Regions from separate parts of the Homo sapiens genome. Here all the other regions are linked to region 3. The links are chromatin loops, found by intact Hi-C in ENCODE. Cell type or tissue: dorsolateral prefrontal cortex. All regions are shown on one strand. Each heading gives the region's core, and the rest is flanking DNA. Links, peaks and the distances in the headings are about the cores only.

Evidence for each region. A loop is a pair of places that touch in the nucleus more often than their neighbours do. Peaks named below come from ENCODE experiments on the same cell type or tissue, not always from the same donor. Only the 100,000 strongest peaks of a DNase experiment are listed, where the experiment ranks them.
Region 1: it touches region 3 in a loop (2.4-fold over the local background); 2 of 110 quality-filtered maps call a loop at or near these places.
Region 2: it touches region 3 in a loop (2.9-fold over the local background); 8 of 110 quality-filtered maps call a loop at or near these places.

What each region holds. Positions count from the first base shown.
Region 1 is chr19:47,125,691-47,136,115 of GRCh38, forward strand. SAE1 (SUMO1 activating enzyme subunit 1) reads left to right here and starts at 5,145. Exons shown (of 9, transcript NM_005500.3): 1 at 5,145-5,338. The coding sequence starts at 5,241. RefSeq lists enhancers at 4,919-5,533, 5,226-5,465, 9,637-10,407, 10,408-10,425. In dorsolateral prefrontal cortex, for the core only: CTCF peaks have their summits at 5,150 (motif pointing right) and 5,349; DNase peaks (open chromatin) are centred at 4,524, 5,141 and 5,803; H3K4me3 peaks cover 2,308 bases; H3K27ac peaks cover 1,483 bases.
Region 2 is chr19:47,030,449-47,040,873 of GRCh38, forward strand. NPAS1 (neuronal PAS domain protein 1) reads left to right here. Exons shown (of 12, transcript NM_002517.4): 4 at 1,830-1,903; 5 at 2,195-2,284; 6 at 5,516-5,681; 7 at 8,588-8,703; 8 at 8,959-9,116; 9 at 9,996-10,102. Among named protein-coding and RNA genes, the nearest start is that of TMEM160, 13 kb to the right of the region's middle. RefSeq lists a silencer at 261-362 and an enhancer at 1,287-1,788. In dorsolateral prefrontal cortex, for the core only: CTCF peaks have their summits at 1,960 (motif pointing left), 2,161, 5,522 (motif pointing right) and 5,727; DNase peaks (open chromatin) are centred at 1,947, 5,513 and 6,054; H3K4me3 peaks cover 1,448 bases; H3K27ac peaks cover 2,762 bases.
Region 3 is chr19:46,751,424-46,761,848 of GRCh38, forward strand. It overlaps FKRP (fukutin related protein), which reads left to right. Exons shown (of 4, transcript NM_024301.5): 4 at 3,989-7,152. The coding sequence starts at 4,028. The coding sequence ends at 5,515. Among named protein-coding and RNA genes, the nearest start is that of STRN4, 10 kb to the left of the region's middle. RefSeq lists a silencer at 10,029-10,323. In dorsolateral prefrontal cortex, for the core only: CTCF peaks have their summits at 2,571 (motif pointing left), 6,055 (motif pointing right) and 6,271; a DNase peak (open chromatin) is centred at 6,068; H3K27ac peaks cover 1,838 bases.

The DNA.
Region 1 (10,425 bases), core at 797-8,796, 370 kb after region 3:
ACACTGAACTATTCCAGTTCTTTTGAAATTGTTTACATAGCAAAATCATAGTTGACTCCTGGCCATTTAAGACTTATGCCACCACTCTTGGGATAGTGAAAATGTTTTGCAACTAGATTGAGGTGGTGATTGTATAATATGGTGAAAGTACTAAAAGCCACTAAATTGTGCACTTCAAAATGCTGCCTAATTTTATATTATGTGAATTTCACCTCAATAAAAATGTCTTTTTTTTTTTTTTTTTGAGAGGGAGTCTTGACCTGTTGCCAGGCTGGAGTGCAGTGGCGCAATCTCAGCTCACTGCAACCTCCACCTCTCAGGTTCAACCCATTCTCCTGCCTCAGCCTCGCAAGTAGCTGGGACTACAGGTATGCGCCACCACACCCAGCTAATTTTTTTGTATTTTTAGTAGAGACAGGGTTTCACCATGTTGACCAGCATGGTCTCAATCTCCTGACCTTGTGATCCACCTGCCTCGGCCTCCCAAAGTGCTGGGATTATAGGTGTGAGCCCCCGGGCCCAGCCAATAAAAATGTTTTTTTAAAAGGATGCATATTTCCAAACATGAGACTATACCATCACATTTAATTTTTCCCAGAAACTATAAAAAGTAGAAGTGAAGAGAGGAAAGGGAGACACTTTTAGACCTTCAATGAGTCTGCAAGTACAGGAGAAAATAATTTATGCAGCAATTAGCTTTATTTTCAGGGCTCTTTTTCTTTTCTTTTTTTTTTGTTGAGACGGAGTCTCGCTCTTTTGCCCAGGCCGGAGTGCAGTGGCGCTATCTTGGCTCAGTGCAAGCTCTGCCTCCTGGGTTCATACCATTTTCCTGCCTCAGCCTCCCGAGTAGCTGGGACTACAGGCACCCGCCACCATGCCCAGCTAATTTTTTGTATTTTTAGTAGACACGGGGTTTCACCGTGTTAGCCAGGATGGTCTCGATCTCCTGACCTCATGATCCGCCCGCCTCTGCCTCCCAAAGTGCTGGGATTACACGCGTGAGCCACCGCGCCTGGCCAACAAAGTGATCATTTTACAAGAGTTATGGCATAGTCACAGGTAAGAACCTGGGTCACTGGGTCACTCCCTAACCAATTACGAATTACTATATGCCATGGACCTTCAGGATTACTTTCTTTTTTGTTTTGTTTTTGTTTTTTTTTTTGAGACAGAGTCTCGCTCTGTCACCCAGACCGGGGTGCAGTGGCGCGATCTCAGCTCACTGCAACCTCTGCCTCCCGGATTCAAGCAATTCTCCTGCCTCAGCCTCCCGAGTAGCTGGGATTACAGGCATGTGCCACCACGCCTGGCTAATTTTTTTGTATTTTTAGTAGAGACCGGGTTTCACCATATTGGCCAGGCTGGTCTCGAACTCCTGACCTTGTGATCCACCCACCTTGACCTCCCAAAGTCCTGGGATTACAGGCGTGAGCCACCGCGCCCAGCCCAGGATTACTTTCTTTCTTTCTTTTGAGACAGAGTTTTGCTCTTGTTGCCCAGGCTGGAGTGCAATGGCACAATCTCGGATCACTGCAACCTCCACCTCTCAGGTTCAAGCGATTCTCCTGCCTCAGCCTCCCAAGTAGCTGGGATTACAGGCATGCGGCACCATGCCTAAAATTTTGTATTTTTAGTAGAGATGGGGTTTCTCCACTTTGGTCAGGATGGTCTCGAACTCCCGACCTCAGGTGATCCGCCCGCCTCGGCCTCCCAAAGTGCTGGTATTACAGGCATGAGCCACCGTGCCTGGCCTCTATTTTTCTTTCTATAATCCATGTACATTTTCCTTTAATAATATAAGGCAACTAAACAGCACTTTATTTTCAGAGGCTTATCTAAAAGATACTTGACACAGCCCTTTGCAGCTGGGTCATTCTCTGAATTCTAAATGTCGTTTCCTGCACAAAGTGGTTATTTGATCTTGTAACTGGCATTTTCCCCGGAGATTAGGAAGTGGCACACCAAAGTGCAAAAAACTTTGGAATCAGAACTTTAATTTTTAATCTTTATTTTATTTATTTATTTATTTTTGTGACAGAGTCTCGCTCTGTTGCCCAGGCTAGAGTGCAATGGCAAGATCTCCACTCACTACAAACTCCACCTCCCGGGTTCAAGTGATTCTCCGCCTTCAGCCTCCTGGGTAGCTGGGATCACAGGCGCACACCACCACACTCGGCTAATTTTTGTATTTTGAGTAGAGATGGGGTTTCACCATGTTGGCCAGGCTGGTCTCTAACTCCTGACCTCAGGTGATCCTCCCGTCCATGCCTCCCAAAGTGCTGGGATTACAGGTATGAGTCACTGTGCCCGGCCTAATTTTTATATTTTTTTGTAGAGACGGGGTCTGGCTGTGTTTGACAGCCTCAAACTCCTGGCCTCAAGTGATCCTCTCAAAGTGTTGGGATTACAGACATGAGCCACAGTGCCTGGCCTATTGAAAGCTTTTCCATCATAATAGGTCCTTCCCCCCAATGCTTGCAGCAAGTCAATAGTAGGAGACCCCAGGTTGCAGCAGAGAAAGAGGTTTAATCATAGGGGCCACTGAAAACCAAGAGAGGAGATGGAAGGAACCACGAATCCACTTCCCCAGGGAGTTCGGGGCTTTTTAAGGGTTTTGGAGTGGGTTGAAGTGTGGAGGTCATTGGTTGGTTGAAGTGTGCAGGGTGAAGTAATGAAACAGGGAGTTGAAGAAACTCTATTCTCCTGTCGATTTGGTTCCTCTGCGGGGTCTTCACACTGGTTGGTATCAGCTGTTTTGCTGGAATTCAGGATCTGAAAAATATCTTAAGCTTTTTTTTTTTTTTTTTTTTTTTTGAGACAAGGTCTGTTGTCCAGGCTGGAGTGCAGTGGTGCCATCATAGCTCATTGCAGCCTCTAACGCCTGGGCTCAAAGGATCCTTCCACCTTAGCCTCCCAAGTAGCTGGGATTACAGGCACGCACCACCACACCCAGCTAATTAAAAAATTTTTTTTTTTGTAGAGACAGGGGTCTTGTCATGTTGCCCAGGCTGGTCATGAACTCCTGACTTCAAGTGATTTTCCTATCTCAGTCTCCTAAAGCGCATGGATTACAGGCATGAGCCACCATGCCGGGCGCTAAGCAATTCTTATTATTTATTTATTTATTTATTTATTTATTTTTTTCTGAGACGGAGTCTTGCTCTGTTGCCCAGGCTGGAGTGCAGTGGCGCGAACTCGGCTCACTGCAAGCTCCATCTCCCAGGTTCATGCTATTCTCTTGCCTCAGCCTCCTCAGTAGCTGGGACTACATGCGCCTGCCACCACGCCCGGCTAATTTTTTGTAGTTTTAGTAGAGACAAGGTTTCACCATGTTAGCCAGGCTGATCTCGAACTCCTGACCTCGTGATCCGCCCACCTCTGCCTCCCAAAATGCTGGGATTACAGGCGTGAGCCACCACCTCCGGCCTAAGCAATTCTTAAATAAAAATCTATGATTCCGCCAGGCATGGTGGCTCACACCTGTAATCCGTGCACTTTGGGAGGCCGAGGCGGGTGGATCACAAGTTCAGGAGTTCGAGACCAGCCTGGCCAACATGGTGCAATCCCTGTCTCTACTAAAAATACAAAAGTTAGGTGGGCATGGTGGCTTTTTTTTTTTTTTTTTTAGACGGGAGTCTCTGTCATCCATGCTGGAGTGCAGTGGCAGGATCTTGGCTCACTGCAACCTCTGCCTCCCAGGTTCAAGCGATTCTCCGGCCTCAGCCTCCCAATTGGCTGAGACTACAGGCGTGTGCCACCACGCCCGGCTAATTTTTTAGTATTAGTAGAGATGGGGGTTTCACCATCTTGGCCGGGCTGGTCTCGAACTCCTGACTTCGTGATCTGCCCTCCCTGGCGTCCCAAAGTGCTGGGATTACAGGCATGAGCCACTGTGCCCTGCCAAAAAGCCTATGATTCTAACATCAGAAATCCTTCCACCTCAGCCTCCCACGTAGCTGGGACTATAGACTCAGTACCACCACACCAAGCTAATTTTTGTATTTTTAATAGAGATAGCGTTTCCCTATATTGACCACCTGGGGCCATCCCTGGTTTTTTTTTTTTTTCCCTTCCTTCCTTCCTTTCCCTCTCTCTTTCCCTCCCTCCTTCCTTCCTTTCTTTCTTTCTTTCTTTTTTTTTTTTTTTTACAGAGTCTTGCTCTGTTACCCAGGTTGGAGTGCAGAGGCATGATCTTGGCTTACTACAACCTCCGCCTCCCGGATTCAAGCAATTATCCTACCTCAGCCTTCCAAGTAGCTGGGACTACAAGTGTGAGCCACCATGCCCTGCTAATTTTTTTATTTTTACTAAAGACGGGATTTCACCACATTAGCCAGGCTGGTCTCCAACTCCTGATTTAAAGTAATCTGCCTGCCTTGGCCTTCCGAAGTGCTGAGATTACAGGTGCGAGTCACCGTGCCTGGCCTATTCCTGTTTTCTTAACGCTCCTCTCTCCCACTGGGCCGTGACTGCCTCTAAGGCAGAGATGTGTTCATTTTTATTATTATTGTATGTCCAGGGCTGGGCACAAAGTGCAACACATAGTAGGGACATGAAAGGCTGGGCACAGTGGCTCATGGTTGTAATCCCAGCACTTTGGGAGGCAGAGGCGGGAGGATGGCTTGAGGCCAGGAGTTGGAGACCAGCCTAGGCAACAGAGGGACCCCATCTCTATGAAAAAAAAAAAAAAAAATTGACAGTTCAATGTCACCTCTGATAAGCCTTCCCTGACCACCCCTGTTACTCTGTAGCCCCATGTCCTGCTTTATTTTTCTCCAAAGCATTTATCATCGCTGGGTTTATATTTATTTCTCTTCGGGCTTTTCTCACTGGATCGTAAACTCCATGAGGACAGGGCTTTGTCGATTTCACTCAATACCGTTATTTTACAACATCCCTATTGCTGGGATCTCAGTATGCACTCCTTAAATATTTGCAGAATTTAAGTGCCACATAAGTGACCACGTGGGCAACGCCCTCGGGGCCTTAAGCCGCGCCATTTTTGGGGCTAGGATTGGTTGGACCCTCCGTCACGTGACATGCAGTCGCCGGATCGCCTTTGAGTCTCGTGAGGTACTTTTGGTCCCAGGCTCCGCGGACGAGGTACTGCGCAGGCGTGGGAGGGTCTGCGCATGCGCAGAAGCACTCCGGGCGTGCTGCCGGCGGCGGTAGGTGGCGCGCGGGTCCGGCGGGCGGTTGGCTTGAGCGGGACCGGAGCTGAGGCAGGAAGAGCCGGCGCCATGGTGGAGAAGGAGGAGGCTGGCGGCGGCATTAGCGAGGAGGAGGCGGCACAGTATGACCGGCAGATCCGCCTGTGGGGACTGGAGGCCCAGAAACGGTCAGGGCCGGCGCGGCTTGAGGCCGCTAGGGTCTGGAGGGGGCGTCTATTCTGAGGCGTTTGCGGCCCGGAAGGAGCGGGAAGGTGTGATTTGAAGGGAGGAGGCGGGAATTCTGTGCTCTGGGATCGTCTCTCTCTTGGGGGGACTGGAGGAGTTGATTGGGGATGTTTCTGGAAGGTCTGGGAAGTGGTTGGGAGGGCCGTTCCGAAGGATGGGAGCTCTGAAGGGGGCGTTGGGGAGTCCTGAGAGAGCGGGAGAATTCAAACTCAGGAAATCCGAGGCCCGAAAGCGGTGATTGTGGGGTTTGATCGCGGTTAGGGGATAAGAGGGGCTGGGGATACGTGGAAAGGGTGAGGTGAGGGACGCAGTTCATTCATTCGAGGGTATGGGACCTGGTTCCGTGCTGCACACAGGGGAGACTGGACTGGCCAACCGGACAGACGGGAGCTTACACTCTTGTGGGAGCTCACGGGCGGGCCAGTCTGAGAGAATGCGGGTTTTGAGGAGTTTTGGAGCAAGTTATCTCAAATGGGAATCTTGAGAGGCTCGGAGAGGCTGGAGGGGGACGGCCGTAGGCTCCCGAAAAGGTTGCTTGTGTTTGGTATGGGGCTGTGTCTTGATAGGACAGGAGACGTAGTTTGGGCATTGTGGAGTAGCTTAGGGAATTCTTTTTTTTTTTTTTTTTTTTTTTGAGATAGTCTCTCTCTGTCGCCCAGGCTGGAGGGCAGTGGCGCGATCTCGGCTCACTGCAACCTCTGCCTCCCGGATTCAAGCGATTCTCCTAACTCAGCCTCCCGAGTAGCTGGGATTATAGGGGCCCGCCAGCACGCCCGGCTAATTTTTGTATTTTTAGTAGACACGGGGTTTCGCCATATTGACGAGACTGGTCTCGATCTCCTTACCTCAAGTGATCCACCCGCCTCGGCCTCCTGAAGTGCTGGGATTACAGGAGTGAGCCACCGCGCCAGGACGTCTTTTGTTTTGTGCAGTTGGGTGACCTCGGTTCACTGCAGCCTCTGGCCTCCCGGGTTCAAGACTTCCTCTCACCTCAGTCTTCTGAGTAGCTGGGATTACAGGCTCGCGCCACCATGCCTGGCTAATTTTTGTATTTTTAGTAGACATGGGTTTTCACCATGTTGGCCAGGCTGGTCTCAAACTCCGGACCTCAAGTGATCTGCCCGCCACAGCCTCCCAAAGTGGTTGGATTACAGACGTGAGCCACTGTGCCCAGCTTGTTTTTTTTTTTTTTCTTTCTCTGTGGCCCAGTGGAGTGCAGTGGTGGGATCACAGCTCACTGTAGCCTCAACCTCCAAGGCTCAAGGGATATTCCCTCTTCAGCCTCCCAAGTAGCTGGGACTACAGGCGTGCCCCACCACATCATCCGACTAATTTTTGTTTTTTTTTTTTTTTGTAGGATGGGGTTTTGCCATGTTGCCCAGACTGGTCTTGAACTCCCAAGCTCAAGCGATCCTCGGCCTCAAGAGATCTCCCCCCATCTCAGACTCCTAAAATGCTGGGATTACAGGCATGAGCTACCATGCCTGGCCTCATTGATCAATATTTTTACTTAGCCTGGACGCAGTGACTCACACCTGTAATCCCAGCACTTTGGGAAGCTGAGTTGGGGGGAGGGGACCTCTTGAGCCCAGGAGTTTGAGACTAGCCTGGGTAATGTTGCCAAACCCAGTCTCTACAAAAAAATACAAAAATTAGCCAGGCATGGTGACATAAGTTTATAGTCCCAGCTTGTCAGGAGACTGAGGTGGGAGCATCACCTGAGCCCCTGGGAGGTGGAGGTTGCAGTGAGCCATGATCACACCACTACACCCCAGCCTGGGTGACAGAGTGAGGCCCCGTCTCAAAAAAAAAAAAAAAATCCACAAGCGTGTGTATATGTGTCAGTTATTAAAGGATGGTGAAGTGAGAGGGTTGTTTTGATAGGTTGGCCAGGGAAGGGCTCTGAAGAGGTAACATTGAGCCTCAGACTTATATGGGAAAGAGCCCTGTGGTCATCTGGGAGAACTTTCCTAGCTAAGAGAACAGCAAGTGCAAATTCCCAGAGGCCCAGGCATGATTGTCAAATTAGAGAAATAAGGTGGCAGGAACCAAATGATTTGAGGAGTAGCTTTTATTCTAAGTGTGTGGGAAAACCTGTTGGAGTGTTTTGAGTGTGGGAGTAACATGATCTGTTTTTTGTTTGTTTTTTGAGACGGAGTCTTGCTCTGTGGCCCAGGCTGGAGTGCAATGGCACGATCTCGGCTCACTGCCATTGCAGTGAATCCGCCTCCCAGGTTCAAGCGATTCTCCTGCCTCACCTTCCTGAGTAGCTGGGACTATCGGCATGTGCCACAACACCCGGCTAATCTTGAGTATTTTTAGTAGAGACGGGGTTTCACCATGTTAGACAGGATAGTCTCGATCTCCTGACCTCGTGATCCGCCTGCCTTGGGCTCCCAAAGTGCTGTGATTACAGGCGTGAGCCACTGCGGCCTGGCCTGGTTTGTGTTTTAAAATGATCGCTCCAGAATAGGTTAAAGTGGTCAGAAATGGAAGTAAAGATTCTGGCTGGACTGTTGCAGTAATCCAGTTGAGATAAAAATATTGGTGGCTTGAAACTCAAGAGAAGGGGTCAAATAAATATATTCTGGATATATTTTGAAGGTAGAAGAGGGAACAGAATTTGGGGCAGAAGTCCAGGATGACACCACTGTTTTTGGCTTGAGCACCTACCTGGAACGATGGAATTGCCATTTTGAAAGATATGGAGAGCTGTAGGTTTGGTGGGGTCGGGGAAGAGTCAGTTCTCTTTTAGGTTTCAGATTTGTTTTTTTTGTTTGTTTTTTTTTTTTTTGAGACGGAGTCTCACTCTGTCGCCCAGGCTGGAGTGCAGTGGCATGGTCTCGGCTCACTGCAACCTCTGCCTCCCAGGTTCAAGCAATTCTCCTGCCTCAGCCTCCCGAGTAGCTGGGATTACAGGCGCCCGCCACCATGCCCAGCTAATTTTTGTATTTTTAGTAGAGACGGAGTTTCACCGTGTTGGTCAGGCTGGTGTTGAACCCCTGACCTCGTGATCCACCTGCCTCGGCCTCCCAAAGTGCTGGGATTACAGGTGTGAGCCACCATGCCCGGCCTCAGATTTGTTTTTTTATACAACTAAGTAGAAATATGTGAGGGGTTGAGTTCAGAGGTAAAATTTGGGTGATGGTGGGTATTGTGTGAGTACAGAGTATAGAATTAATGGAGGGGTTGGGGAGGCAGACACGTCAGGAGAATTTAGTTTGAGGGGGTGGGAGCTTTCAGAAGGTTTTAGAGGGTGCAGTGGTGGGATGGGAATTACCTCAGGCTCATTTCAGATCTGTGGGGTCTTCTTTGATGGGGTGGGGGGATGTCATCATGAGGCATTAACATTGGTGGGAGGGTTGAAGGCACCTGGAATAGATTGGGAATTAAGTGATGAGAATGTGCCTCTGGACATAGGTGGACTGCATTGATTTTAGGGACTGCTATTTTCTGGATGGAGTGGAAAGAGGATTTATGTGAGTTGGAGGAAACTTTGAGGAAGCTTGGTGTGTTCTGAGATCCTAAAGGGTTGGGGAGGGGATTCTAAGGTACTGGAAGGGTTAATCGAAGGGGTTTGCGGCAGCAGATAGCTTTGTTTGAAGTGGGGCAAAGTTGGTGAGGTTTAAACTGGAATGTAGTTAGGGAACTTTCAGAGGGATGGGGATGATTTTTCTGAGAAGCAGTGAAGAATGGATGGGGGCCTCTGAGTGGGAGATGACCTAAGGGACAAGTCAGGGTCAGGGCATGGAATTTGTGGGAGGTAGGAATTATTCTGAGGGAGTGGAGCTGTACCAAATTTGGTGGAGAACATGAAAAGGATTGGCTGGGGGTTGCAGGAGGGAGGGAAGAGGTTGTTTGTAATTTGTACTCTATTTTTAGACAGTCTTAGAGAGTTTATTAAAGTGTTTTTTGTCCATTTTCAGCCGAGGTTTTTAGAAATTAAAAATTTTTTTGTGTGAGTACATAGTAGGTGTATACATTTTGGGGGTATGTGAGATACTTTGATACAGGCATACAATGGGTAATAATCACATCAGGGTAAATGGGGTATCCACCACCTTAAGCACTTATCCTTTGTGTTACAAACAATCCAATTATATTCTTTTAGTTGCTTTGAAATGTACAACAAATTATTGTTGACTGTAGTCACCCTGTTATGCTATCAAATACTGTATCTTATTCATTGTATTTAATTATATTTTTGTATCCATTAGTCATCCCTCCTTCCCCTCCACCCCCCACTACCCTTCCTAGCCTCTGGTAACCCTCAGTCTACTATCTGCATGAGTTCAATTGTTTTAATTTTTTTAGTTCCCACAAATAAGTGACAGCGTGCAAAGTTTTCTTTCTGTGCCTGATTTATTTCACTTAACATAATAACATCCAGTGCCCTCCCTGTTGTTGTAAATGACAGGATCTCATTCCCTTTTTTTTGTAGACAGGGTCTCTCTGTCGCGCAGACTAGAGTGCAGTGGTGTGATCACAACTCACTTCAGCCTTGACTTCTTGGGCTCAGGTGATCCTCCCACCTCAGCCTCCCGGTAGTTGTGACTATAGCACGTGTCACAAGCCCAGCTAATATTTTAGTACAGGTGGGGTTTCACCAGGCTAGTCTCCAACTCCTGGGCTCAAATAATCCTCCTGCCTCCCTGCAAAGTGCTGGGATTAGAGGCGTGAACAGCAATGCCCAGCCTTTGTACCACAATTTCTATTTTTTTTTTTGAAACGGAGTCTCGCCGTGTCGCCTAGGCTGGAGTAGGCTGGAGTGCAGTGGCGCAGTCTTGGTTCACTGCAAGCTCCGCCTCCCAGGTTCACGCCATTCTCCTGCCTCAGCCTCCCTAGTAGCTGGGACTACAGGTGCCCGCCACCACGCCCGGCTAATTTCTGTATTTTTAGTAGAGACGGGGTTTCACCTTGTTGGCCAGGATGGTCTCAATCTCCTGACCTCGTGTACCACAATTTCTTTATCCATTTGTCTGTTGATAGACATATGGGTTGCTTTCAAATCTTGGCTATTGTGAAGAGT
Region 2 (10,425 bases), core at 802-8,801, 280 kb after region 3:
GTATCTTCTTTGGAGAAGTATCTATTCAAGTCCTTTGCCCATTTTTAAAAATATATTTTTTGTAGAGATGGGGGTCTCACTGCATTGCCCAGGCTGGTCTTGATCTCTTGGGTTCAAGCAATCCTCCCACCTCAGCCTCCCAAAGTGCTGAGATCACAGGTATGAGCCACCGTGCCTGGCCCTTTGCCTTTTTTTTTTTTTTTTTTTTTTTTTTTTTTTGTCTGAGACAGAGTCTCACTCTGTCGCCCAGGCTGCAATGCAATGGCCCTAACTCAGCTCACTGCAACCTCTGCCTCTGGGTTCAAGCGATTTATCCTGCCTCAGCCTCCCGAGTAGCTGGAATTATAGGCACCCGCCATCATGCCCAGCTAATTTTTGTAGAGATGGGGTTTCATAATGTTGGCTGGTCTCGAACTCCTGACCTCAGGTGATCCACCCACCTTGGCCTCCCAGAGTGTTGGGATTACAGGCGTGAGCCACCACACTGGGCCCCTTTGCCCATTTTTGAATTGTCTTTTTGTTGTTGAGTTGTAGAATCTCTATCTCTTTCTATTCCTTTATATCCCTCTGTCTCTGTCTTTCAGTCTCCTCTCTGCCTCCTTCTCATCCTTCAGGTCTGCTCAAATGTCCCCTCCTTCAACAGCCCTAACTCCATTACTCTCCATTTTGCACCACCTATTTCATTCTCCATAGCACTGGCCACAAAGGGTAATTCCATATTTGTTAGTTTCTTTGTGTGTGTGTGTTTTTTTTTTTTTTTTTTTTAAACAGACGGAGTCTCACTTTGTTGCCCAGGCTGCAGTGCAGTGGCGCGATCTTGACTCACTGCAACCTCCGCTTCCCAGGTTCAAGCGATCCTCCTACCTAGCCTCCTAAATAGCTGGAATTACAGGCCCACGCCACCATGCCCAGCTAATTTTTTTGTGTTTTTAGTAGGGACGGTTTCACCATGTTGCCCAGGCTGGTCTCAAACTCCTGACCTCAAGTGATCTACCCTCCTCGGCCTCCCAAAGTGCTTGGATTATAGGCATGAGCCACCTCGCCCAGCCTGTTGGTTTCTTTTCTTTCTCTCTTTTTTCTTTCTTTCTTTTTTTTTTTTTGAGATGGAGTCTCGCACTGTCATCCAGGCTGGAGTGCAGTGGCATGATCTCGGCTCACTGCAACCTCTGCCTCCCGGTTTCAAGCGATTCTCCTGCCTCAACCTCCCGAGTAGCCAGGACTACAGGCGCCCACCTCCACACCCGGCTAATTTTTGTATTTTCAGTAGAGATGGGGATCCAACATATTGGCCAGGCTGGTCTCGAACCCCTGACCTTGTGATCTGCCTGCCTCAGCCTCCCAAAGTGCTGGGATTACAGGTGTGAGCCACCTCGCCCAGCCTGTTGGTTTCTTATTTATTTATTTTTATGGGATCCCTAAGCAGAGATGTTAGTTTCTTGCTTGCTGTTCAACTGCCCCTGGTCTGAGAGCCCAGCAGGAGGCAGGGGTTGCTGGGCTGTCCTGGTCACCGTTGCACTCCCAGCAATGCCTAGTGCAGGACATAGGGAGGGTAGGTATTCAGGGAGCTTTTGTGAGTGAATGGGTGGATGAATGAATGAGTCCCTCTATGCACCCCCTGGCCCGTCTGTCTCTGTGAGTCAGTCTGTCACTCACTGTCCCACCCACCTGTGTGTCCCACGCCCCAGGTCTCTCCCCCATGGGTGCCCAGATACCCCAAGATGTCTACAAGCCTTAGGGGAAGAGAGGGAGGTTTGTAGACTGGCTCCCGGGGGACCTGCCCTGGGCAGGGTCAGCCAGACTAACAGGCTTCATCCTTCCATCTGCCCCAGCCCCAGGCCGCCGCGGCCCCGCAGCGCTGGTCTCCGAAGTCTTCGAGCAGCACCTGGGAGGTCACATCTTGCAGGTGAGTGAGGCCCCTTCCCTGCCTGCCGCTCCTTGCTACCACCTAGCGGCCGCCTCTGGAGAACAGCAGCCTCTTCAGCATCCATCTATTGTGGGGGGTACCTGGACTGGGAAGGCGAATGCTCAAGATCCCTCCACTCCCTGCCCCTTCCGAGGACCACTGAAGCCCCCTCCCCACCAAAACAGTCCACCTCAGGTGGAGACCCAGGTTTCAGAACCTCTTACCACTTGGCGGCTGGACAGAGGGACACCGGGTCCTCTCCTTCCCCCTCCCTGTCTCTCCCGGCTCTAGTCCCTGGATGGCTTTGTGTTCGCCTTGAACCAGGAAGGAAAATTCCTCTACATCTCAGAGACAGTCTCCATCTATCTGGGTCTCTCACAGGTAAGGGACCCCCAGTGGACCTGGATTGGCTCAGCCACCATCTCCCTTGCCAGGCCTATGCATATCCTTCCTCTCTCCTGGTCTCACCATAGCAGCAAGAAAAATGGACTGGATCTCTGTGGTCCCCAAAGTGTGTTCCTTGGCACCCCACATGGCACCCAGCATGGTTCATCCTTGAAGGCAGAGGAGGGCTATTGTTTTTTGTTTGTTTGTTTGTTTGTTTTTGAGACGGAGTCTCGCTCTATCACCCAGGCTGGAGTGCAGTGGTGCGATCTTCGCTCAGTGCAACCTCCACCTCCCGGGTTCAAACAATTCTCCTGCCTCAGCCTCCTGAGTAGCTGGGACTACAGGCGCCCACCACACCCGGCTAACTTTTTGTATTTTTAGTAAAGATGGGGTTTCACCATGTTAGCCAGGATGGTTGAGATCTCCTGACCTCGTGATCCACCTGCCTCGGCCTCCCAAAGTGCTAGGATTACAGTGTGAGCCACTGTCCTGGCTGATGAGGGCTATTTTTTTTTTTTTGAGTTGGAGTTTCCCTCTTGTTGCCCAGGCTGGAGTGCAATGGTACGATCTCAGCTCACTGCAACCTCTGCCTCCTGGGTTCAAGCGATTCTCCTGCCTCAGCCTCCCGAGTAGCTGGGATTACAGACATGCACCACCACGCCTAGCTAACTTTGTATTTTTTAAATAGAGACAGGGTTTCTTCATGTTGGTCAGGCTTGTCTTGAACTCTCAATCTCAGGCAATCCGCCTGCCTCAGCCTCCCAAAGTGCTGGGATTACAGCGTGAGCCACCGCGCCCAGCCTGAGGGGGCTATTAAAGTAACAAGTAGATCTGAGGAAAGCAGGTTCACTGAAAGATCAGTTTGCCAATGACTGGCGGGCCAGATGCACCATATTTGCCAACACTTGTTTCTTCTTAACAATTTTAAAGGTTTAGAGGCCACCCACGCTGGCTCATGCCTGTAATCCCAACACTTTGGGAGGCTGAGCCAGGAGGATCACCTGAGGCCAGGAATTCAAAACCAGCCTGGGCAACATAGTGAGACACCCCACCACCCCCACCCCCACCATCTCTACAAAAAAACTTAAAAATTAGCCAGGCATGGTGGCACACTGTTGTCCCAGCTACTCAGGAGGTTGAGATGGGAGGATCGCTTGAGCCCATAGGGTCAAGGTGGCAGTGAGCCATGATGAAGCCACTGCACTCCAACATGGACAACAAAGTGAGGCTATGCCTTAAAAAAAAAAAAAAAAAAAAAAAAAAAAAAAAAAAAAAAAAAAAAAGGGCCGGGCGCGGTGGCTCACGCCTGTAATCCCAGCACTTTGGGAGGCCGAGGCAGGCAAATCACCTGAGGTTGGGAATTCAAGACCAGCCTGACCAACATGGAGAAACCCCGTCTCTCTACTAAAAAACAAAAAATACAAAATTAGCCAGGCGTGGTGGCAGACACCTGTAATCCCAGCTACTCGGGAGGCTGAGGCAAGATAATCACTTGAACCCAGGAAGTGGAGGGTACAGTGAGCCGAGATCGTGGCATTGCACTCCAGCCTGGGCAACAAGAGCAAAACTCCGTCTCAAAAAAAAAAAAAAAAAAAGGGCAGGAAGACCTACTGAAAGCCCCATCCTTGGAGCCCTGGCATCTCACAGCACCTTAAGCTTTGCCAGTCCCTCCAATACAAATTGCTATCAACTTTGATCATTTTTACAAATATTTTTCACAAATAGGAAATTTAGGAAATTCAGTGCATTGGCAACTTGTGAGTACCTTTTCAGTGAGATTCCTGGAGGAGGAAGACACCAAAAGGAGGGGAATTTGGACAAGAGGACGGGAGGGAGGAAGAGTGGAGGAAAAGCTTGGCCAGGTGTGGTGGCTCACGCCTGTAATCCCAGCACTTTGGGAGGCAAAAGCAGGCAGATCACCTGAGGTCAGGAGTTCGAGACCAACCTGGGCAACATGGCGAAACCCAGTCTCTACTAAAAATACAAAATTAGCCGGGTGTGCTGGCAGATGCCTATAGTCCCAGCTACTCCAGAGGCTGAGGCAGAAGAATCACTTGAACCCAGGAGGCAGAGGTTGCAGTGAGCCAAGATTGCACCATTGCACTCCAGCCTGGGCAACGAGAGCAAAACCCCATCTCAAAAACAAAACAAAACAAAAAAAGTCCAGGCGCGGTGGCTCATGCCCGTAAACCCAGCACTTTGGGAGGCTGAGGCGGGCAGATCACCTGAGGTCGGGAGTTTGAGACCAGCCTGACCAACATGGAGAAACCCCGTCTGTACTAAAAATACAAAATTAGCCAGGTGTGTTGGCACATGCCTGTAATCCCAGCTTCTTGGGAGGCCGAGGCGGGAGAATTGCTTGAACCTGGGAGGCAGAGGTCACGGTGAGCCGAGATCGCGCCATTGCACTCCAGCCTGGGCAACAAGAGCAAAACTCCGTCTAAAAAAATAAAAAGAAGAAGAAGAAGAAGAAGAAGAAGAAGGAAAGGCTTGAAGCTGTTGAAGCTGGCGTGGGGGAGGATTTAATGAGGGGGCGGAGCCCAGAGGGATAACGGACTGAGGGAAGCATGTGACCTCCAAGCTGAGGGGCAATGGGAGTCATGGCAGCCATGGTGGTCAGGTAAGTAACTTGCAGAGGCATCTTTGAACTGTAGGTCAGAAGACCAGTGAGGACGCGGGGGCAGAAACACAGTGGGGAGAAGATGGGGGCCTGCATTGAGGGAGGCAGGGAGAGAAGGGGACTGCTAGGAGAGAGATTTACGGGTAGAATTGAATGTAAAAGTGTCTGATTGAAAAGCTCTAACTCTTTAAGAGCTTAAAAACCACTCCCCTGTTTGTATCTTGAATCTCATTCCTGCTGGGACACCCAGTGATTCATGCCAGGGCACAGTTGTTTGCTGTATGGGGGTGGTAGTGAGTAAGCAGGAGTTGGGTAAACGGAGGTTCTGACACCTCCCACCCACGCCCCACTCCCACACACAGCCCCTTAATAGAGTGGGCGGGGAAAAATCCTTACTAATCACTGGGTATGAAGCGAGAAGAGTCTAAGTTTGTATCTTCCGTTTGAAAGGTAATTGTTTTTTGTTTTTTTCTTTTCTTAAAAAAACACACTGGCATGAAGCGCACCTGCGTGCAGGCAAATGAGGCAAGGCTGAGCCCAGAGGGCGAGCGAGTTACTGCGCGCGCACCTCACCCGCCCCCTGCATTCCCCTCCTTCGCCGGCAGGTGGAGATGACGGGCAGCAGCGTCTTCGACTACATTCACCCTGGGGACCACTCAGAGGTGCTGGAGCAACTGGGGCTGCGGACGCCGACGCCCGGCCCCCCAACCCCGCCCTCCGTCTCCTCTTCCTCCTCCTCTTCCTCTTCGCTTGCAGATACCCCCGAGATCGGTAATTCTAAGGGCTCCTAAAGAATGAAGTCTGAGGGTAGATCGGGGGACGCCCGCTGTACTGTATCCAGCCATGCCGCGTTTATACAAATAGCAGTGAAGTTAGAACTGTGTAGAACGAATCTTTGCAAAAGGAATCGGAGTATAAATTGAGGCGGTGAGACTTGGTTCCTTAAGCTTGCCAAACTCCCAAAGATTCGAGCTACAGAAAGACCCCCCTGGCTGCTGAAAGGAGTTGGGAGAGGCTTAGGTAAATAACAAGGCAGGCTTATTGGGAATATACACCGGCTGTGTCTGTAAGTGCACAATCACATTACATAATTACGTTAGGGCCGGGCGCGGCGGCTCGCGCCTGTAACCCCGGCACTTCGGGAGGCCCAGGGGGGCGGATCACTTGAGCTCGGTTGGAGACCAGCCTGGGCAACATAGTGAAACCTCATCTCTACAAAAATTACAAAAAAGGCCAGGAGTGGTGGCACAAAGCTGTAGCCCCAGCACTTTGGGAGGCCGAGGCGGGTGGGTCACCTAAAGTCAGGAGTTTGAGACCAGCCTGGCTTGCATAGTGAAACCCCATCTCTACTAAAAATACAAAAAAAAAAAAAAAATTAGCTGGGTATGGTGGGGGGTGCCTGAGTCCCAGCTACTCGGGAGGCTGAGGCAGAAGGATCACTTGAACCCAGGAGATGGATGTTGCAGTGAGCAGAGATTGTGCCACTGCACTCCAGCCTGGGCGAGTCCAAGACTGTCTCCAAAAAAAACAACAACAACAAAAGAAAGAAAAAAACATTAGCTGGGCATGATGACACATGCCAGTGGTCCCAGCTACTTGGGAGGTGGGAGGATGGCTTGAGCCTTGGGGACAGAGGTTGCAGTGAGGAGATCACGTTGCTGCACTCCAGCCCGGGTGACAGAGCCAGTGTCTGGAAAAAAAAAAAAAAAAAGGCTGGGTGCGGTGGCTCACGCCTGTAATCCCAGCACTTTGGGAGGCCGAAGTGGGCGGATCACCTGAGGTCGGGAGTTCGAGACCAGCCTGGCCAGCATGGTGAAACCCCATCTCTACTAAAAATACAAAAATTAGCCGGGCGTGGTGCAGGTGCCTGTGATCCCAGATACTCAGGATGCTGAGGCAGGAGAATCGCTTGAACCTGGGAGGTGGAGGTTGCACTGAGCCGAGATCAGGCCATTGCACTCTGAGTGAGACTCCGTCTCCAAAAAAAAAAAAAAAAAAAAAAAAAAAAAATTGCATTAGATCCTAAGCGCAGGCCCACAATGCAAGAAGTGTTATCTCCATTTTACATCAGAAAACTGAGGCACGGCGCGGAGAGGTTAAGTTAATTGCCCCCAGGTCACACAGCTATAAGTGATTGAGTTGGATTCTAGCCCAGGTCTGTCTGTTCCGGGGTCAGCACGCCTAACCCTTCTCTCCAGTGGAAATTTCCACTCCCACTGTGTATGGGAGGGAGGGTGCTGCAGATTACCCTGCCGGCTCTTTTTAGCTCTGAGATGTTGGGGGCCTATGAGGCTAACTATCCTGTAAATAGGATTTTCCAATCTTGGGTTTGCTTAACACCAAAAACATCTGAGACATCAGCTGTGCTTGCAAGCGTGGGGCGAAGTCTGCAACACGTGCAGGCTGTTGGGGAGTGGGACTGTGTTTGTACCTGAGTTTTAGGCACAGGGTCATCTGTGTGTGAGCATATTTTTAAGACCGTTTTGTAGGGGTTACAGAAGGATCTGGATTTGTGAGTCTTATTTATTGCTATTCCCCAATCCCCTGTTCTGGGCCAGCCCCTGTCCTGGTGACATAGGAGTGACCATGACAGCTCCAGCCCCACCCACCTGGGGCTCCCAGTCCAGTGAGGGGAGACCAACCTGTCCTCAGACAGTGGCAACCCAGATGGGGCAGGGCTGGGATAGGGGAACCCAGAGGGGATGGCTGACCCAGCCTGAGGGTCAGGGAGGGCTTCTTGGAGGAGGAGAAGTCTGTGCTGAGACCTGGAGGATGGGTCCTGAGAGGTGGGCTTTCCTCTCAAGGCCTCAGGAAGCTATGGCAGGTTCAGAGCAGGGGAGGGTGGAGGCACGTTTGAGCATTAGAAAGACGTAGATGGGGCCAGGCGCAGTGGCTCACGCCTGTAATCCCAGCACTTTGGGAGGCCGAGGCGGCCAGATCACGAGGTCAAGAGATTGAGACCATCCTGGCCAACATGGCGATACCCCGTCTCTACTAAAAATACAAAAACTAGCTGGGCATGATGGCGCGTGCCTGTAATTCCAGCTACTCAGGAAGCTGAGGCAGGAGAATCACTTGAACTGGGGAGACGGAGGTCGCAGTAGGCCGAGATCGTGCCACTGCACTCTAGCCTGGTGACAGAGCGAGACTCCAGCTCAAAAAAAAAAAAAAAAAAGACATGGATGGGACCAGACATGGTGGCTCACACATGTAATCGTAGCACCTTGGGAGGCCAAGGAGGGCAGATCCCTTGAAGTCAGGAGTTCAAAACCAGCCTGGCCAACATGGCAAAACCCCGTCTCTACTAAAAATACAAAAATTAGTCGGGCATGGTAGCATGTGCCTGTAATCCCAGCTACTTGGGAGGCTGAGGCAGAAGAATCACTTGAACCCAGGAGGCGGAGGTTGCAGTGAGCCAAGATTGCGCCATTCACTCCAGCCTGGACAACAGAGTGATATTCAGTCTCAAAAAAAAAAAGAAAGGATGCGGATGGCTGCCACATAGGGGAGCCCACATACTGTCCCCATGAGCTTTCAAAATCATCAGGCATGCCTCTGAGTGCGGCCGTGGCCCAGCGGACATCTTGTGTCTATGTCCGGCTGGCTCTGCAAGGGTCAGGGTGGCCTGTGTGTTTCCTCTTCAGGACCCCATAACCTTCCTTCACTCTCTGTCCCAGAGGCCAGCCTCACCAAGGTGCCCCCCTCCTCCCTGGTCCAGGAGCGCTCCTTCTTTGTCCGCATGAAATCCACGCTCACCAAGAGGGGGCTGCACGTCAAGGCCTCAGGGTACAAGGTGGGTGTGAGCAGTCAGGCTCCTGTATTCCAGGCAGCCATGTCCCCAGATTGAGGGTGACCGAGGGAACCAGGCTGGTGGCTTCACTGGCTGCAGGTGGCTTAGGGAACTGGGTCTGGGAATGGGACTGGGGGGGTCACACAGTGTCCAGTCCTCCAGCACCTGTGGGGGACAGAGGGAACCCAGCCCAGTGATGGTCCTCTTGCCCCCACTGGCCCGCCTTGTCCCTCCTCCAACCATGCCCACCACCAGCAGGTCATCCACGTGACTGGGCGCCTTCGGGCCCACGCCCTGGGCCTTGTGGCCCTCGGGCACACGTTGCCCCCGGCCCCCCTGGCTGAGCTGCCACTCCATGGACACATGATCGTCTTCCGTCTCAGCCTGGGTCTCACCATCCTTGCTTGTGAGAGCAGGTACCGGGGTTGGGGGCTGTGGCGGGTGGATTGGGGGCACAATGGAGATCTGGGGGTACATGGGGAGTCAGAGGGAGTGCTGGGTCTGCAGGATAGGGCACTGGGGAGCCATGGGAGGCGGAACAGCAATGGATGGGACAGGGTGATGGGGAGAAGGGAGGGAAGGCAGGGGACCAGGGCGGAGGCCTAGCCCAGGGGTGCCTTCGGGGATGGAAGAGGGGCTGTGTCTTGGGTCCGGGCCCTCCTTCTGGGGCTGCAGATCTTGGCCCGTCTCTGGTCTTTCATTTCTCATTTCTCTGGTCTTTCATCTCTCATCCATTTCCTCTCCTGCATCCCGCAGTGGAGGCAAATTAAGTGCTGAAATAGTCCCATGCTCTGAGGTGTCCAGGGTGCCTAGGGCCTTGCCACTAGCATCCACGCGAATACTCGCAGCTGCCCCGGGAGAGACACTGTTTTGTGGTTTGTTTGTTTGTTTGTTTTGAGATGGAGTCTCACTCTGTCAGGCTGGAGTGCAGTGGCGCAATCTCAGCTCACTGCAACCTCCACCTCCCGGGTTCAAGTGATTCTCTTGCCTCAGCCTCTCAAGTAGCTGGGATTATAGGCGTGCACCACCACAACCAGCTAATTTTTGTATTTTTAGTAGAGACGGGGTTTCACCATCTTAGGCAGGCTGGTCTCGAACTCCTGACCTCAAGTGATCCACACGCCTCAGCCTCCCAAAGTGCTGGGATTACAGGTGTGAGCCACCGCGCCTGCCAACACTGTTATTGCACCCATTTTACAGCAAGGGTGTGAACCCCAGGGGACTCTGGAGCCAACTCTGCCTCTCCCCCAACCCCGTGGTCTTGGACTCCTCCCCTCTTCTCTGTCACCCCCCAGAGTCAGCGACCACATGGACCTGGGGCCCTCAGAGCTGGTGGGCCGCAGCTGCTACCAGTTTGTCCACGGACAGGACGCCACGAGGATCCGCCAGAGCCACGTGGACTGTGAGACCCACCTCCACCCACCAAGCCTGCCTACCACCCCCCAGACCCGAGCATCCCACTCCCTGGTCCCTGGAAGTCCTTCTTCAGGGCTGCCCACAGTCCCTCCTGCTGCACCTACAGCTCCAGGGACTCCGTTTAGCATTGGAAGAGCAGCAAGGAGACTGAGTGATGCCTCAGGATGTGTGTGTGGGGGGGGGGTCTGGGGGGCTGTGGGGTCTCCAAAACACCCAAGAGGCCTCGCTGCTGGGCTACCTCTCAGTCTCTCTGACTCTGCCTCTCTGTGCTTTCACCTTTTTCTCTTCTCCCCACCGTCTCCCTGCCCA
Region 3 (10,425 bases), core at 1,110-9,109:
GCTGGAGTACAATGGCATGGTCTCAGCTCACTGCAGCCTCTGCCTCCTGGGTTCAAGCAATTCTCCTGCCTCAGCCTCCCAAGTAGCTGGGATTACAGGCGCCTGTCACCATGCCCAGCTAACTTTTTTGTATTTTTTTTTTTTTTTTTTTTTGAGACGGAGTCTTGCTCTGTCGCCCAGGCCGGACTGCGGACTGCAGTGGCACAATCTCGGCTCACTGCAAGCTCCGCTTCCCGGGTTCACGCCATTCTCCTGCCTCAGCCTCCCGAGTAGCTGGGACTACAGGCGCCCGCCACCGCGCCTGGCTAATTTTTTGTATTTTTAGTAGAGATGGGGTTTCACCATGTTGGCCAGGCTGGTCTTGAACTCCTGACCTCAGGCGATCTGCCCACCTCGCCCTCCCAAAGTGCTGGGATTACAGGCATGAGCCACCATGCCCAGCCCACCAAGATGCATTTTTAAATAGGATGGCCAAAGGAAGAGGTTATGGGAAGGTGACATTGGAGTGATGGGGGTGGGGGCCGGCGCAGTGGGGTGGATCGCCTGTGGCTATCTGGGATAAGAACACTCAGACAGAGGCAACAGGCAGTTCTGCAGCTGGAGTGTCCCAGGTGTGTTTGAAAGATGGTGTTGGTGGCCAATGTTCCTAGAGCTGAGTGAGTGAGTAGGAAAGGATGGAAGATCACGCGGGGCCTTATGGGCCACATTGAGTACCTTGGCTTTTCCTGCGAGGTGCCAGCCACAGAAGGGCCTGAGCAGAGCCAGGACAGGATGAAATGTGAGTTGTGACAGGATCTCTCGAGGTGCTGAATGAGGAACAGACCACAGGAACAGAAGCGGGAAGACAGTCTCTTGCTGTGACCTTCAAGGATATGCAGACTAACCATCTCATGTGTGTTCGGAGCTCCTATGTACCTAAACTCTAAGATTTTGAAGGGCTTGAGGTTCTGTGGTTGCAAAGGTTCCTGCCCCTGCACTAATGGGAGCTCCACAAGGGCAGGAATGTTGTCTGTCTCTGAGCATCTGTTGCTCTCTCTCCAGTGCCTAGAACAGTGCCTGGCATGTTGTAGGAGTTCAACAAATAGATGTTGAAGGATTGAAGGAAGGAAGAATCAATCTAAGGTCCAGAAGGCAATTCCAGGATTCTAAAGATTAGAAAGGACATGGTGACTCACGCCTGTAATCCTGGCACTTTGGGAGGCCGAGACGGAAGGATCACTTGAGGTCAGGAGTTCGAGACCAGCCTGGACAATATAGTGGGAGCCAGTCTCCACAAAAATGTGTTTGAAAAATTAGCCAGGCACAGTATTGCATGCCTGTAGTCCCAGCTACTCGGGAGACTGAGGCAGGAGGATGGCTTGAACACAGGAATTCGAGGCTGCAGTGAGCCGTGATTGCACCACTGCACTCAAGCTTGGGCAGCAGAGCAAGACGCTGTCCGTTTAAAAAATATATATATTTTGGCTGGGTGTGGTGGCTCACTCCTGTAATCCCAACATTTCTGGAGGCCAAGGCAGGCAGATCATGAGGTCAAGGGATTGAGACCATCCTGCCCAACATGGTGAAAACCCGTCTCTACTAAAAATACAAAAATTAGCCGGGCATGGTGGCACGCGCCTGTAGTCCCAGCTACTCAGGAGGCTGAGGCAAGAGAATCGCTTGAACCCTGGAGGCGGTGGTTGCAGTGAGCCAGTCGCACCACCGCACTCCAGCCTGGCAACAGAGTGAGACTCCGTCTCAAAAAAAAAAAAATTGTTTTTGGCTGGGCGCGGTGGCTCACGCCTGTAATCCCAGCACTTTGGGAGGCCACGGCGGGTGGATCACCTGAGGTCAGGAGTTCGAGACCAGCCTGACCAACATCCCGTCTCTACTAAAAATACAAAATTAGCCGGGTGTGGTGGCGCATGCCTGTAATCCCAGCTACTCAGGAGGCTGAGGCAGGAGAATCGCTTGAACGCGGGAGGCAGAGGTTGCAGTGAGATGAGATAGCTGCCACTGCACTCCAGCCTGGGCAACAGAGGGAGACTCCATCTCAAAAAAAAAAAAGAAAAGAAAAGAAATAAGAGCAGTTTGAGAAAATGTTCAGGGTGACTTAAACATACAGGTTGGGGAAAGCATGGCAAGAGATGAGGGTGGAATGGGGGGCAGACAAGGGGAATGTCAGAAGCAGCTTCCACTTTCTCCCCTGGGCACTGGGAGCCATGGCAAGTTCAGAGCAGGGGAAGGAGAGGTCCAACTTGTGCTTTAGGAAGACTCCTCTGGCTATCACGGGGAGAGGAATTGCCAGGAGACCAGGGGGAGGTTGGATGGGAATGTGGGTGGACCTGGTTGAGGAGGGAGCTGTGGAAATGGGGAGGAGGGGACAGAGGATTTAGGACATAGGGAGGTTAGTTGGATGCCCCCTCTCTCTAGGAAGGGCAGAAACCTACAAAAAGCCTTCATGGGGAAATTATTTGATCATCTGCTTGGAACCCAGAGCTATACCACCTGTGCTGGAGACCGGCCAGCCAAATCTTCAGTCTCGGTGGGGACAAGGAGACAGCGCCATCTGGTGCTTGAGGGTGTGGCCAATGAATGTGGAGGGGAGTGTCCTAAGGTTGGCAGCCTCTTTTGATGCAAGCTACCCCAGTTTTTTGTTGTTGTTGGGTATTTTGAGACAGGGTCTCACTCTTGTCCAGGCTGAGTGCAGTGGCATGATCATGGCTCACTGGCTCAAGCCATCCCCCCACCTCAGCATCCTGAGTGGCTGGGACCATAGGTGAGTAGCACCACACCCAGCTAATTTTTTATTTTTTGTAGAGATGAAGTCTCCTTATGTTACTCAGGTTGGTCTCGAACTCCTGGACTCAAGTGATCCTCCTGCCTTGGCCTCCCAAATTGCTGGGATCACAGGTGTGAGTCACTGTACCTGGCCCACCCCACTTTTGTTTTTTCTTTTTTTTTTTTAATTTTTATTTATTTATTTATTTATTTATTTATTTATTTTTTGAGACAGTCTCACTCTGTTGCCCAGGCTGGAGTGCAACGGTGCCATCTCGGCTCACTGTAACCTCCACCTCCCAGGTTCAAGTGATCCTCTTGCCTTGGCCTCCCAAATTGCTGAGATCACAGGCGTGAGTCACCATACCTGGCCCACCCCACTTTTGTTTTGTTTTTCTTGTTTTAAATTGGTTTGTTTATTTATTTATTTATTTATTTTTCGAGACGGAGTCTCGCTGTGTTGCCCAGGCTGGAGTGCAATGGTGCCATCTCCGCTCACTGCAACCTCCATCTCTCAGGTTCAAGCGATTTCCTGCCTCAGCCTCCTGAGTAGCTGGGCTTACAGGCACCCGCCCTCACACCCAGCTAACTTTTGTATTTTTAGTAGAGATGGGGTTTCACCGTGTTGGCCAGGCTGGTCTCAAACTCCTGACCTCAGGTAATCCACCTGCCTTGTCCTCTCAAAGTGATGGGATTACAGGCATAAGCCACCGCGCCCAGCCTAACCTTTTTTTTTCATTTATATTTTTCAGCACCCCACTTAAAATTTTTTTTAAATTCTGATTAAGTATATATAACATTAAATGTACCATCTTAACCATTTTTCAGCACACAGTTCAGTAGTGTTAAATGCATTCATACTGTTGTGCCAACAAACCTCTGGGACCTTTTCATCTTCCCAAACTGAAACTCTGTACTTATCAAACAACTCCCCATTCCCCCCTGCCTGCAACCCCTGGCACCCGTCATTCTACTTTATGTTTCTATTAGTTTGACTCACTCTGTTTAAAAAAAAAAAAAAAAATTCTGAGGACACCCAGAGTTGGTGCATGGCCCAGACTGGGAGGTCAGGGAGTGCTTCCTGGAGAAGGGGAAGTCAAAGCTGAAACCAAATAGGGAAAAGAAAGGGAATTGAGAAAGAGCTGTAGAAAGGGGCAAGGCTGAGGGTGGCAGAAGGGGGTGGTTCTGACAATCAGCTGCTGCCTTCCCTTTCGTCCCCCTCCCCCAGGATGCCCCGGAGGCCCAGCTAGCCCCAGACTTCGGCCCCATGCGGCTCACCCGCTGCCAGGCTGCCCTGGCGGCCGCCATCACCCTCAACCTTCTGGTCCTCTTCTATGTCTCGTGGCTGCAGCACCAGCCTAGGAATTCCCGGGCCCGGGGGCCCCGTCGTGCCTCTGCTGCCGGCCCCCGTGTCACCGTCCTGGTGCGGGAGTTCGAGGCATTTGACAACGCGGTGCCCGAGCTGGTAGACTCCTTCCTGCAGCAAGACCCAGCCCAGCCCGTGGTGGTGGCAGCCGACACGCTCCCCTACCCGCCCCTGGCCCTGCCCCGCATCCCCAACGTGCGTCTGGCGCTGCTCCAGCCCGCCCTGGACCGGCCAGCCGCAGCCTCGCGCCCGGAGACCTACGTGGCCACCGAGTTTGTGGCCCTAGTACCTGATGGGGCGCGGGCTGAGGCACCTGGCCTGCTGGAGCGCATGGTGGAGGCGCTCCGCGCAGGAAGCGCACGTCTGGTGGCCGCCCCGGTTGCCACGGCCAACCCTGCCAGGTGCCTGGCCCTGAACGTCAGCCTGCGAGAGTGGACCGCCCGCTATGGCGCAGCCCCCGCCGCGCCCCGCTGCGACGCCCTGGACGGAGATGCTGTGGTGCTCCTGCGCGCCCGCGACCTCTTCAACCTCTCGGCGCCCCTGGCCCGGCCGGTGGGCACCAGCCTCTTTCTGCAGACCGCCCTTCGCGGCTGGGCGGTGCAGCTGCTGGACTTGACCTTCGCCGCGGCGCGCCAGCCCCCGCTGGCCACGGCCCACGCGCGCTGGAAGGCTGAGCGCGAGGGACGCGCTCGGCGGGCGGCGCTGCTCCGCGCGCTGGGCATCCGCCTAGTGAGCTGGGAAGGCGGGCGGCTGGAGTGGTTCGGCTGCAACAAGGAGACCACGCGCTGCTTCGGAACCGTGGTGGGCGACACGCCCGCCTACCTCTACGAGGAGCGCTGGACGCCCCCCTGCTGCCTGCGCGCGCTGCGCGAGACCGCCCGCTATGTGGTGGGCGTGCTGGAGGCTGCGGGCGTGCGCTACTGGCTCGAGGGCGGCTCACTGCTGGGGGCCGCCCGCCACGGGGACATCATCCCATGGGACTACGACGTGGACCTGGGCATCTACTTGGAGGACGTGGGCAACTGCGAGCAGCTGCGGGGGGCAGAGGCCGGCTCGGTGGTGGATGAGCGCGGCTTCGTATGGGAGAAGGCGGTCGAGGGCGACTTTTTCCGCGTGCAGTACAGCGAAAGCAACCACTTGCACGTGGACCTGTGGCCCTTCTACCCCCGCAATGGCGTCATGACCAAGGACACGTGGCTGGACCACCGGCAGGATGTGGAGTTTCCCGAGCACTTCCTGCAGCCGCTGGTGCCCCTGCCCTTTGCCGGCTTCGTGGCGCAGGCGCCTAACAACTACCGCCGCTTCCTGGAGCTCAAGTTCGGGCCCGGGGTCATCGAGAACCCCCAGTACCCCAACCCGGCACTGCTGAGTCTGACGGGAAGCGGCTGAAGCCCTGATAACCTCGCCTTTGTTTTTCGGGGGTCTGTCTGGATGTGGAGAAGCTCTGTGTGAGCGGTGAGGGGTGGAGGGATGTCGCGGAGAGGGGAAGGGGGAAACTGACCAAGAAAGAAATTCTAAGGAGAGCATGAGAGAAGGCTGGCATTGGCAGGAGGAGAGCACCAGGACGAGGATGGGAAGCGACCTCCAGATTTATCAAATGGTCATGCCCACTGGGAGCCGTGGATATGCGTGGGGACATCCTGGGTCATCTCAGTCATGGAGGGAGACGGGGATGTCACGCCGTCCCGCAGGGCCCAGCACAGCCCCAGACCCGAAAAAAGTGTTCTGCCCAAGATTCCGAGAGCCCTGCGCTCTAGGGCAGGGGCAGAGTTTTGGAAACAGTGCAGGCTCTGGAGCCAGACTGGCGAGATTCAAATCCTGGCTCTATCGCTTCGGAGCCAGGTGGGCCTGGGGGGGCGTCGCAGTCTCTCTGTGCCTCAGTTGCTTCCAGGATGCGGGACCCTTGGCTGCAGGGGTTGCTTCCGCCACTAGAGGGCGCGCCGGTCCCGCTCCTGGTGGCCCACTGTGGCTGCCCGGGCGACAGTACGCCCAGGGCCTGTGTTCCATAGCCATCTACTCTCTTGAGCCTTTGGACTTCTCTCCAAGCCCCTGTGGGAGGCGGACAGCAGTGACCACCTCCCCTTCTTTTGGACTGCGACCTCCTTCCCTCCTGGGAGAGCCCTGTGACCTGCATGCTACTCTTAACTGTTCTATTCAAGACTGAATAGAAGTATTTCAGTCTTGCAGAGGAGGAAATGCTCAGAGCTCCGAGGTGCGGCTGTGGTCGAGAACCGGGTGCTGGGCCGGGCGCGGGGGCTCACGCCTGTAATCCCAGCACTTTGGGAGGCCGAGGTGGGAGGATCGCTTGAGCCCAGGAGTCTGAGACCAGCCTCGGCAACATGCCAAGACCCCGTCTCTATTTTTAAAAAAGAAAAAGAACCGACTTCTGAATCGCAGCTCCACTCATGACTAATACCTCATTATTTCAGCTGTCTGCACCTAATTCCCCACTTGCACGGCAGTGTAGACAATAACCATAGCTCACACTCACTGAGCACCTACTGGGTACCAGGCACCATTCTCAGTGTTTCACCTGGATCAACTAATGCGTCCCTCACCTCAGCCCTCTGAAGTGACAGCTGCTATTATTTTCATTACACAGATGAAAAAGCTGAGGCCAGAATCGTGAAGTCACTTGCTCAAGGTCAGGCAGCTTAGGAAGGGGCAGATCGGGGGCTTGAACCCAGGTGGTCAGGCTCTGGAGCCCACAATTGTCTTACCCACTATGCCCCTCTCTAGTCATGGTCCCCAAGAGGGGCTTGGAGACCCACTTAGCAGGTGAAAGCAATGGCAGCCTTCCTTATTTGATTATGCACCTAAGAATAAATGGTATTTGGGCATGTATTCCCAATATGTGTATATTTATTTATAAATATATACAGATACTATTATCTGTATGTTAGTAATAAAGCTTAAATTATTCCATTTTAAAATTATGAATATGAATAGGGTTTTTTTTATGTTTCTTGCCTCATCCCAATGACTTTTGCACACCCAGGTGTGAGCACCCAGCATTCAAGACCACGGGTTAAAAAAAAAAAAAAAAAGCTGGCCGGGCGTGGTGGCTCACGCCTGTGATCCCAACACTTTTGGGAGGCTGAGACAGGAGGAACACTTGAGCTCGGGAGTTCGAGACCAGCCTGAGCAATAGAGCAAGACTCTTGTCAATTAAAAATAATAAATAAAGCCAGGCATGGTGGCTCACGCCTATAATCCCAACACTTTGGGAGCCCAAGGCGGACGGATCACAAGGTCAAGAGATCGAGACCATCCTGGCTAACACAGTGAAACTCCGTCTCTACTAAAAATACAAAAAATTAGCTGGACATGGTGGCGGGCACCTGTAGTCCCAGCTACTCAGGAGGCTGAGGCAGGAGAATGGCATGAACCCGGGAGGCGGAGCTTGCAGTGAGCCAAGATTGTGCCACCGCCCTCCAGCCTGAGCAACAGAGCAAGACTCCATCTCAAAAAAATAAAATAATAAATAAGAGGCAAAATGTTAAAAATAAGCAAGGACTGGGCACAGTGGCTCATGCCTGTAATCCCGGTACTTTCGGAAGCCAAAATTGGAGGATCCTTTAAGGCCAAGAGTTCAAGATCAGCCTGGGCAACATAGCGAGATCCCCTGTCTCTACAAAATAATAAAAAAATAGCCACTGTTTTAGTCCCTTCTCATGCTACTAATAAAGACCTACCTGAGACTGGGTAATTTATAAAGGAGGAAAGGTTTAATCGACCCACAGTTCAGCACGGCTGGGGAGGCCTCATGAAACTTACAATCATGGCAGAAGGGGAAGCAAACACATCTTGTGATGGCAGGAAGAAGAAGTTCCAAGCAAAAGGGGAAAGTTCCTTATAAAACCATTAGATCTCATGAGAACTCACTATCACGAGAATAGCATGGGGGTAACTGCCCCCATGATTCAATTACCTCGCACCCAGTCCCTCCCACGACACATGGGGATTATCAGAACTACAATTCGAGATGAGATTTGGGTGGAAACACAGCCAAACCATATCAGCCAGGCATAATGGCATGCACCTGTAGTCCTAGCTACTGGGGAGGCTGAGGCAGGAGGATTGCTTAAGCCTAGGAGATCAAGACTGCAGTGAGCTCTGATTGCACCTCTGCACTCCAGCCTCGGCAACAGAGCATTATCCCATCCCCCCACAAAAAAAAAGAAAAAAAGAAAAGACATGGGCTTGAGGTTGGAGAGGACCGGGTTTCCCAGTGCTGCCACCTTCTCCCAGGGCCTCTATTGACTCTGTCTCTGCGCCCCCACCTTGCATTTGGGAAGTGGAAGCAATGAGATCGCTCCTCCCACAGGAGTGTGTTCGCGGTAAAGGGGCCCAGAGTCTGGCTGGGTTTGAATCCTGGCTTGGCCACTTGGTTTCTTTGTACTCTCAGACAAGTCGCTGCCTCTCTGAACCTGTAAACTGGGGAGATTGGTAATATTTCACAATTGTACATTCCTGGGAGGAGGAGGCTTCATAGACCAGCAAGAGAAGATTACTGTTTGGCCGAGTCTCCTGAGGCTCAGACATCCAAAGCCTGACTTCTTGTAACCCAACCCCTGCTTTTAACCACTGAACCCAAAAATGGTTCACAAAGAGACTTGGCAGGTCCACAGGGAGGATTCTGGAATGCATGGGGATGATTTGCATTATCATCATGACTGGAAGCTGCTCTTGGCTCTTGGCAGACGTGGTCCAGGGATGCAGATGTCTTGTAATATTCAGGAATCTCCACACAGTACAGCATCATCCCTTGTCTCATGCAGCTTCCAGATGTCTCATTGGACATTCACGAAGGAAGGGTAATATTCAAAATGTTTTGCCACTGGTACTGTAATATAAATTAGTATATGTCAATGTATGCATCAAATTTTTAAAATATTTTAGGCCAGGCATAGTGTAATCCCAGCACCTTGGGAGGCCAAGACAGGAGGATGGCTTGAAGCCAGGAATTCGAGACCAGCCTGGGCAACATAGAGAGACCCTCATCTCTACAAAACATTTCAAAAATTGAGCAGGGCGTGGTGGTTTACACCATTAATCCCAGCACTTTGGAAGGCCGAGGCAGGTGAATTGCTTGAGCCCAGGAGTTCAAGACCAGACTAGGGGCCAGGCGGGGTGGCTCATGCCTGTAATCCCACCACTTTGGGAGGCTGAGGCGGGCAGATCACTTGAAGCCAGGAGTTCAAGACCAGCCTGGCCAACAAGGCAAAACCATGTCTCTACTAAAAATACAGCAATTAGCTGGGCGTGGTGGTGCACCCCTGCAGTCCCAGCTACTCAGGATGCTGAGGTGGGAGGATCACCTGAGCCCAGGAGGTCAAGGCTACAGTGAGCCATGATCATGTCACTGCATTCCAGCTTGGGCAACAGAGTGAGACCCTGTCTCAAAAAAACAAAAATCCTTATTATCACCTAAGTTATGATATGACAAAGATCTGTCACAATTAACTTGAACTAATTCATTTTTATTCAAATATGTATTGAATTTCAGTGCTTTCTCAACTACTCTTGTACTATTATTATCCAGTCAGAAGTATTTCAGTATTTTAACAACCAGTATTGGCCAAGTATGGTGACTCACGCCTGTAATCCTAGCACTTTGGGAGGCCGAGGTGGGTGGATCACAAGGTCAGGAGTTCAAGACCAGCCTGGCCAATATGGTGAAACCCTGTCTCTACTAAAAATACAAAAACTAGCCGGGCATGGTGGTGGGCGCCTGTAGTCCCAGCTACTCAGGAGGCTGAGGCAGGAGAATCGCTTGAACCCAGGAGGCGGAGGTTGCAGTGAGCCAAGATCATGCCACTGCACTCCAGCCTGGGTGACAGAGCGAGACTCTGTCTCAAAAACAAACAAGAAAGAACAGTATTTCCATACTAGTTCAGACCAACTAAATTTTAGCCTTACTTGGAGGTGAAAACCCTGGCCAAAAATCTCTCTCTTGTACGTACAAAGTCCTTTTTGTTTTTAAATAGCCTCGGAATCTTCCAGGAAGTGCAACTACCACAAAAAATGAGGGAAGCTTGTATCGTGTTTTGTTCAAAACTTGGCCAAAGGTTGTCCACCATGTGAAAAAACTCACATTGCACATGGCTCTTGGTAATTGGACACCAGTCCACGTGTTTTCAATGTGTTGGAACTGTCTATATTACAGGCATAAACATCTGCCTACCTCCTTGGGTTCTAGGGGACTGGCTCCACACATCCGCATAATGAAATGCTTATTGTAAGTTACTATGTTCTTATTTCTCCTTTTTATTACATTTAGGGCAATCAAGGATCGT